Regions from separate parts of the Homo sapiens genome. Here region 1 is linked to region 2. The links are chromatin contacts, found by Hi-C or POLR2A ChIA-PET in ENCODE. All regions are on one chromosome and are shown on one strand. The core of a region is the stretch at or near the end of the contact, and the rest is flanking DNA. Distances in the headings are between cores, read along the strand shown. Region 1 overlaps GAS2 (growth arrest specific 2). Region 2 holds the start of GAS2 (growth arrest specific 2).

The links. A loop is a pair of places that touch in the nucleus more often than their neighbours do. ChIA-PET counts read pairs that join two places held with the same protein, here RNA polymerase II (POLR2A). Pooled maps may share reads with other maps.
Region 1: a loop to region 2 is called in a map of cardiac septum, with 2.4 times the contacts of the local background. The contact joins the enhancer-like site here to the promoter of GAS2 in region 2. A Hi-C loop is called at or near these places in 5 of 168 maps with a recorded cell type or tissue (Caco-2, Calu3, HepG2 and 2 more), 2 of 37 single-sample maps with no recorded cell type and 7 of 50 pooled maps. POLR2A ChIA-PET finds 5 or more read pairs at or near these places in 5 of 52 experiments (GM12878, HepG2, activated T-cell and 1 more).

What each region holds. Positions count from the first base shown.
Region 1 is chr11:22,701,764-22,706,778 of GRCh38, forward strand. The region is part of intron 3 of GAS2 (growth arrest specific 2); the gene reads left to right. Among named protein-coding and RNA genes, the nearest start is that of GAS2, 38 kb to the left of the region's middle. Within about 2 kb of position 1,433, at least 4 of the 41 ENCODE cell types and tissues checked have a DNase peak (open chromatin) inside an H3K27ac peak, as active enhancers do.
Region 2 is chr11:22,663,547-22,668,018 of GRCh38, forward strand. GAS2 (growth arrest specific 2) reads left to right here and starts at 3,065. Exons shown (of 8, transcript NM_001143830.3): 1 at 3,065-3,353. RefSeq lists a silencer at 3,145-3,304.

The DNA of each region.
Region 1 (5,015 bases), core at 183-2,682, 37 kb after region 2:
GGTTGCAGTGAGCCGAGATCACACCACTGCACTCCAGCCTGGACAATGGAGTGAGACTCTGTCTCAAACAAACAAACAAATAAAAGTTGGGGAAAAAAATTAGTTGCAAGAAGTCACAGGTCTTAAGTAAGAAAAAGGCATTATTTTATTATGGGGCTGAAGTTAAAATAGAAGTTAAAAGATATAACAGTATATACTGAAATGTTTTCACACTTTTAAGATTATTTTAAATGTGTCCTATCTTCTTAAATCAAAAATGATACTAATTAATAATAAAAATACCTGCCATATAATATAAATACAGGAGCTACACATGCATTGCAATGTCTAAAGTGCTTATGTATGGACCTATTACAATGCTTTTTAAGTGGGTGTAAACTGATTAGTTTGACCATTCTGACTACCCATACATTATCATTTTCTTTGCTCTTTTTATTATCACAGGTCAAAATCCAAATTATTCTCATTTCCTTGTTTCAGTGAGTCATAGAAGGAATTGTCTCTCACACTTTTGATATATAACTCTTGAGGTGGGTGGCAGAAGAAGCCAGTGTCTAAGATATTGTGCTGAGATTCTTTAGGAATAATACTTAACAGAGGATGAAGTTTGTTGAACTGTCTGTAGATGGAATTGCAAATTGAACAAAATTACTTTATGGCCTTATGTATTTAAAAATCTTTGGACAAGAGTATAGGCCCTAGCAAAATGGAAAATGACCATATGCAAAGCATGGAAAACCTTTGTAAAAAGCACTCATGTTTGAGATAGCTTACTTTTTATGCCCTAATAAGCAAATGGCAAAAGTAAAAATTATTTTAGAATTCCCCTTAAATTATAAGAGGGTAAAATAAAATCTATCATTTTCATGTTTGTCTCCTTTCTTATTTGTTGTAGGCCAGTAGCTGCTAGCCTTCTCATATGAGCAAAAAGCCATTTCCCCAATCTTAATGTTCTCTACATATTGGGGTATGCTCCTAATAAGGACTTTGTGCTGAGATGTGGGGAAGAGTATGTCTAGCCCTATTCTGTACTCTGCTGAGAATCTACATATTTCAGAGCAAGGAGAAGAGATAGGGAAAGACCAGGTGGCAGATTCTAACCTAGAAATTTGTCTAGATTCCAGAGGCTACTACATTTATTTGAATCTGCTTATAAAGAGCCCCTTCAAAATTGTTCTTTTTGTCTGTGAGCTCAAACCATAATATATTGTTTGGTAGTGTAAATAACAGTTGCATTAAAGGCATATGAAACATGTGACTGAAAATAAATATGTTAAATTGAAACTCCAAAAAGTATAAAAAGAAGAAGAGCAAATTCTGGATAGAAAAAGGGAGGTTCACACACACATGCACACATACACATTTTTCATCTACGTGATTTCCTAGCACCAGCGCAGTGTTGTCCCTTGAGCATGAAAGTAAACCTGACTGAATTTTTCCATGATGACATCATCCCTTCTACTTACAGTCTCACATCCTGCATTTAACAACATGCAGGCACATCAGCAAGACAAGATTGTAAAAGGAGTCTAACTGGGGAACTGTTTTCATGATATTTGATAGCACTAATTGCGGTCAATGCTTTCAAAGCACTGTGGATGTAGAATATTTTGTCAGAAAAAGTCACTCTCACCCTATGGAAAATGGAGAATTAATTATTTTAAAATGAGCTGTTACTAAATGTGTTGGAGAAACTCAAGTCGTTGGAACAAATCAATAATGAATATGTATGCTATTTCTTAAAGGGAAACATTCATAGATTTTATATTAAGAACCTTTTCTAAAAGGCTGAAATTTGGGGGAAAGAGTTGCTTTTTCATTTAAAAATGTCTGAGAATTGCTAGGTAATTTAAAATGTAAGCACTCACCATATTTATGTGTGTGTGGTCCAAGGTATGTGGTACTGGTACATTACAGAGTAATGGAATAATGCTTTTTAGATGAGGTAACTGAGTTTACAATATATAGAGCTCTTCAACTGTATCTTAAGCTCTTAGGGGCTGACGACATGAATGGCTTCTATTGTTTGACTTAGCAGTTTGAAAACACATTACATATCATGCATGAAGCCTGAAGCCTTCTAGTATGTGTTTTGTGTTTATATTACTGTGCTAGTCATGTCTAATTTCACACCAGTGTAGGCTGCTTGTCTAACAGATGCCTCGCTAGCATTGCTGTTTCATATAAGAAATAAAAAATGTGGTAATTTGCATATCTTGAAGCCAAAAGAAGCAAACAAAAATCCCAGCTCAATCAAAAATTGTTAAAAAAGAATTAAATCTTGGAAGTGACAAGGAAGAAAAGAACCCTACAATGAAGGTGAAACAACTCAATAAATTCAGAAAGTCTTTTGAGACTCTGTTTTGTAGGTGTTATGGAGGATGTGAAGCAAATAAGTCATGGATTCTTTCTTCTAGATCAGGATCACTTAAGTGCTTTTGTGCCATGTTCTTTTAGGCACTTGGGTGAAGCCTGTGGATCATTTCTCCTCATGCTATTTTTAAATAAATGAAATAAATACAAAATAAAGGGAACCAATTTTATTAAAATACAGTTATTTCAATATTAAAAATCAACATTGAAACACAAATTTAAAATAATGTGCTTGTATTTTAAAAAGGTTAATCTGGCATTGCTTCTAATAAATCCTATAGTTATAAAGTAGAGAAGAGAGTAAACCCAGTGTTTCCAGATACCAGGATCGATTGTAATATGAAATAAAAGCTTCTACAATTTTTACCAATGAGAAAGCTACTGTGGTATTTTTGTCTACATTTATAATTGAAGGGATATTAAACTTCAATTAGAAGCCAGTGAAAATAAACATATATATATATATATATATATATATATATATATATTTTGCTCATCTCAAATTCATGATTCTCCCAGAAAAGAACCCTTTCTTGTAGTAAGGAATATTGTAGATTGTAGTAAGGAATATTCTAATAAACAAACAAAACTCAGAATAAATGGATTTTTACAGAATAAACAAAATGCAGTGGGCAGATTAACACAGGAGAGATTAATCTTTACTTATCTAATGAATGTGTATGCAAATATATATGTGTAGAACTAAACCATATGTTGTTCTATGTTGTTATATTTGCTACATTTAAAATTGTTCAAAGATTGAAAAGTAGATACATGATCCTTTATTTCCACAGACTTAATTAATGCCATGTGATATGATAATAAAGCAAACATTTACTAAGTATTTACTTCGTGTCATTCAGAGTAAGCTTTTTACATGTATTAAATCATCAAATAATTTAAAACTCAAAGTAGATTATGCCACTTCTTAGCTCAAATTTTTTCAAATGGCACCTCAACTTTCTTGGAGAAAAAGCCAAAATCTATATGACAGCCTACAAGGCTCTATATGCACTGTTCCTTGGTGACCTTTCTGATCTCATTTATTGTAACTTTTCCCTTACCCGACTTTGTTGCAGCCACACTGGACTCCTTGCAATTCTTTGAACCTGACGAGTAGGTCCCATCCACCACAGGGCCTTCACAATTGTTCTTCTAGCTTCTTAGAGTATTATTTTCCCAGGGGTGTGTATGATTTGCTTCTCACTCTCTTCATGTCCCTGCTCAAATGTCATGTTTTATCTGAGGCCTTCCCTGACCAACCTATATAAAGTGCCTTTCAAGAATGCTTTTCCAGACTTTTCAACTGCTAAACATTTATTGAATGCTAACTGTGTACAAGATCTGATAAATAAAAGAAGACTAAAGCATTATTGGGTCCTCCCCAAGAACTTGCAGTCTAGTTAGGTACATAAAATATGAACATATAATAATATAGATATCAATGGAAGTGCTAAATAAGTGATACCCACCAGTGGTTCTCAACTTTCGTTTAACCATAACATACATTACAATGAAAACATTCAATTGATTATTCAACACATGTATACTGAACACCTAACATATACAGGGCAAAATATTGGATGCTCACATGCTTCATGCCTTTGTGGATTAGCAAGGGATAATAACATTAAGCTGGTAATTAAAAAGTATGCAAACAGTGAATTTCAACTGCTGTGTATAAATACAAGAAAGTGTACATACATGACCTCCTTTAAGAGGAGGACCTAAATTAGTCATGTACAAAGGATATTTTAGATTATTCTGAAGCAGAATGGGAATAAGCAAGGCAGAGAGGGAATATAGAGTGTGCCAAATACAGTAAATTGCACACGTGAAAGCCCTCAGATGTAAAGGTGCATGATGACTTTGAGGAAGTAAAGGAAAGCAAGTATGTCTGGAGACTAGCACATAACTCAAGAGAATCAAGAGATGAGACCAAAGCTAAGTCTTGTTGGATGCTGGCATTTATCTTAAGTATAACAATATGCCATTGAACTATTAACATTTTAAACAGAAGCATGATAGACTCCTTTAAAATGACAACATTAGCAGTGTAGAGAATGGATTGGAAAGGAGAAGTGAAGGTGGAAATAACCACCCAAGTCAGGAGGCTATTGCCTAGCTCAGGTGACAGATAATGACCACTTATCCTAGGGTAGTGGCAGTGGAATGGGAAAGAAGTAGACGGTTTTTTTTTTTCTTTTATTATTATACTTTAAGTTTTAGGGTACATGTGCACATTGTGCAGGTTAGTTACATATGTATACATGTGCCACGCTGGTGCACTGCACCCACTAACTCGTCATCTAGCATTAGGTATATCTCCCAATGCTATCCCTCCCCGCTCCCCCCACCCCACAACAGTCCCCGGAGTGTGATGTTCCCCTTCCTGTGTCCATGTGATCTCATTGTTCAATTCCCACCTATGAGTGAGAATATGCGGTGTTTGGTTTTTTGTCCTTGCGATAGTTTACTGAGAATGATGGTTTCCAATTTCATCCATGTCCCTACAAAGGACATGAACTCATCATTTTTTATGGCTGCATAGTATTCCATGGTGCATATGTGCCACATTTTCTTAATCCAGTCTATCACTGTTGGACATTTGGGTTGGTTCCAAGTCTTTGCTATTGTGAATA
Region 2 (4,472 bases), core at 1,815-4,314:
AAATGAGTCTTGCACAGGAGGGAATTAATATTTATGCTACTGTTGTGTTGTACTTAAAAAGTTTAAAGTTCTCCACTGAGAGTAAAGTAATAGATTTTTTAAATTGCATATTAGATGGAGAGTAAACCTTGAACTTTACATATGAAATTTCTTTGATTTATCCTTGTAGTTTTATATATGAATGGTGGTGAAAAGTAATAGCATTTATCGTTTAAAATTTCAGAAACAGTCTGTTTTTATTCGTAACACTATTTGTAATGACTATGCTAGGATTTATAAAATTTATTCTCTTTGCCTTATGACATTAAAAAACTATAATTCAAAATATGTCAATTGAAGGCCTTATATTATAGACTAAGATGCTAGGTTGGGAAAAATAAACATATTTGACCTCACTGAGGAAGTATGTCAACAAAATGTAAGTAAATGATTTAAGTTATTATTAAATATATGTCTTCATGTATTTTTTAATACCATTGCATGTCTTCATACTGCTTTCTGTATCATTATTCTCACTTGCTTCCCAAGCTGTCTTTTGTCATTTTTAACTGCTCCTTTGAAGCTGTTTAGGAATATAAGTCTTTCTTGGTCACTTCTGGAAATTTATTTTACCAAATTTAACCCAGTGGCTGTTTCCGTGTTATTTAATTTTTTCTCAAAGTGTCCTCTAACCTCAATCATTTATTGAAGGTTTGCTTCACTTTTCAGAGTGAGTACTACATATATTATTTTCATTTGGGAGAAGGACTAAGAGAGAAAAGGAGAGTTATCTACATAGGAGGGAAAAATAACGTGTTTTATTGATCATTTTTAAACTCAAAAAAGTATTTATTAGAGAAATGAGAAAATTCATGTTTGAGACAATGTTGAAAGTTTAGAATGTGGGACACACATAGTAATGCAGAAATTTCCCGTGTTAAAGTCCTCTAACTGTGATCACTTGAAAATAAAAACTAAACTGTTTAAATCTGGCTTGACTTCTTTTTAATGGTGTTAAGTTTCAAGGATGTATTTAAACATTTTTCATCTTATTGAAGTATTTGCTTCCTTTGCATTCACATTAGAGAAGCTATAGTTGCTTCAGTTGGACTACATTTTCCTAAGGTGAACAGTTTGGGTTGAGTCCACACTAAACTAAGAAAATACTTAGACAAAAGATTATCTTTGACAAATATATCAGTGAGTGATCAGAATATATAAATAGAAATATTGATTTTGAAAAACAAGATAAAAATCAAATGGGAATTTTTACATATGCTAAAAAAATTAAAATAAAAACACTGTATCCGTGTCTCTTCAGAAATCTTTTGTATTACTTCTCTTTTGTCACCAAAAAAAATATTCAGTACAACTCTTAGATGTTAATGAAAGAAAAAACACATTATTTATTTCTTCTCGTATTTTTCTTTTCGCTCTTTCTGAGAGACAGAGGATCTGACATAATGCAAAATTTAAGACAAAAAAAAAAATACCTGGAAGAAATGAGCATGGAGAGGGAGTAATTTTGAATGATTATGCTTTCCCAATTCCTCTGTAAGCCTCCTTTTTTTCCCCAAACTGTATTTAGCATTGTTCCTGAATCAACAAAAACATTGCCTTACTCTTAGCTTTTTATAACACCAATAATGAACAATGTGACAAGAATATTCATATCTGGGGAGAAATAGGATGTAAGATTTTGAAAGTTCAAGGTGCTAAATTTTTTGAACTCATTACATATTTGGATAATTCTTAAATTAGCATTTATTGGCTGATGATGTTTTGATCAGGAAAAATTATCAAGAACATTTGATTTTTTACTAAATTGTATGTGTTCAGACACTCAAAATTCTTTGTTGGGGCTCTAGGAATACTCAGATCTGATCACATTTTAAGAAATTTTATCATTCAGATTCGTTTACTAAAACTCATCAGTAATGAGTTCTGTATGTTTTGTTGTTATTTATGTTTATCCAAGCTGTTATGTTGACCTTTTAAAAATGCTGTTTCTCCTTAAAATTAAGAATAACTATTTTTCCCTTCTTTTAGAAAGCTAAGGAGGAAATGTGGACCTGATAGCTGCAAAAGCAAATTGAACTAAAATAAAAAGTTCGGAGTTCAAGGACTCCAAACTTTTCAATCGGTTTTCTCTTCTTCTTTATTAAATGTATTGCCACTAGAAGCAAATAACTGATGCAGTTTCTGCCAGATAATGGCAATAATAAAGGTGAAATGTGAATATTTTTTAAATTATATCTAAAATCATCCACATCATTTAGCTTGTGGATGTACAGGTAGTTTCTATTTGGGAGTGGGGCTAGGTAACTCATCATTATAAAAATGGTATCCAAGCAAGGATCACAATACCTGTACCACTGCCATTGTAAACATTGGATGGCAATATACATGAAACTGATGAACATGAGAACAAAACAAAATAAAAAGTGTAATACATTTTATTTATGCTCCATGGGAGGTGGTAACCTGTGGGGATCAGCACACTCAGCAAGCGGTCCCCGCGCATTAGAGGTGAATCAGACACTTGAACATCTGTCCACTTCATGGAAGACGTTTCATCTCAGAATACACGTACTAATAAACAACAGTTGGAGACAATTGTCTCTGACATTCAACATAATGCTGAGCTGAGGCTGAAAGAAGGAAGGGTGGAATTGTATTTCCTTTGGTAAAGCAAAAACAGCCGTGAGTACAGCCTCTTCTAAAAATCTGATATTTAAAGAGAATTGTAAGACATCAAAATGTTCAATTTGGAATGAAGAGTGGCCGAAGTTACTGGAAAGCTCGTGCCTCCGTCTGCAAAATCACTGGCCAGGAAAGCAAAAACTTTTCCAACACCCAATTTTAATATTGTGCTAAAGCTATTGACTCTGTTAAACCTCTAGAGTTAAATATGATCCCCTCCCCAGCCCCCACCTTTTCTCTCTTAGGTTAGTGTCTGGGGGACAAGGAGGGGGCTGGAGCTTGGCCCCAACCTCGGAATTGCTGCCAAGGGCTTGTAATACAATCTCTCCCCGTTTGAAGGGTAAATCAGTGTCAACTGCATTTGCGTCCACCAAAAAAAGTAAGCATTTTACTTCCGCTCGGTCTATGAGGACTGATGAAATGTAGGAAATCTGTTTCTGGCAGGGAGAAAAAATCGTTTTCCCAAACAGCACTAAAAGGAGCCATCAGAGAAGTATGAAGAGGGGTAGTGCGGCTGTAGCTGCTGCCGCTGCCGCCAGGCTGGTGGGGTGCGGGGAGCGGCTGCTGCAGGACCTGTGCCTGGAGGGGGCCGGCCCCGAGAAGCTGCAGGAGCCCAGCCCGGAGCCCAAGCGCCTCTGAGAGCCGCCAGCAGCCCAGCTCGGGACGCGGGGGTGAGCACGACTGGCTGGCCCAGTTCTGCGCCAACGCCGCCGCAGCGTGCGCGCACCGCAGCCGGGGCTCACGGGAGCCCCTGCCTGTCTACTGCACCCGGGGCGGCGGGGGAGGGGAGAGGTCATTAAAAAATAACCTCAGGAACGAGGCGGGGAAGAGTGAAGAGCCGCGGACAGTTGGACAGGCTCTTTCTCTAAGAGTGGGTATTCACTGCAGGGGGTGACTTTCTGATTCTCTGGAAACAACCATGTGTTCCTTATCCCTATTGCGGAACACCCCGGACAACCGCAGCACGTAAGCCCGCTGGGGTGGCTCTGCCAACCAGGGACAGAGTGAGGATTTTTAATGAACACATCGATTATAAATGCACACATATGCATTCGTGCACAAGAGTATCTGTAATGCATGCTCAGCATTGTCTGTTATGGTGGGGTGGGATAGAGCCAGAATGGTCTTAAAGGGCTGATCCTGAATGTTTTACTTGAGTCGTTGAGGCCAGGATGGGAGGAAAGAGCGCCACATGTGTGATCTGGGGTGATACTCACTGTGTCTGATGAGTTTGATGAAATTGAGTTTTATGTGAATAAACAAACGCTAGCCGATATATATCAACACACTTTGGGGAGATTTTGCGTGGTATCGTTCTTTTTGTTCAGTCCAAAGTTGAGACTGGAATCTGAAATTGTTTGGGGAACAAAGGAGGCAATTTTGCTTTGGAGACATTATTTATACTGGCAAAATTAAATTCTGTCAACTCAGTATGGTAAATTACCATTAACTTAGCCCAGGTATCCGAAGAAGTTTCCATTGTCTTGAATGAAGAGGGAGCAAAAGCGAGGGTTAACAGATTCTGTTTCTACATTCTAAAAACAATTGAGGTTGGGGGAGGGTTGTTAATTCTTTTCCCAGTTAACCTTTTTGAAATCACAGTCTTTACCCTCTCCATCTTCTTCATCTTCATCCTCTCACCTCCGTGATCTTCTTACAGTGAAGAGTTTGCAAAACTTTATTCTTATAAAATTATCTCCTCCAACCCTCTCCAACAAGGTTAGATCAGTTGTGTATGAGAGATCTTATGCCAAGGAAATAAGATCTGCTTGTGCACAGGAACACCCATT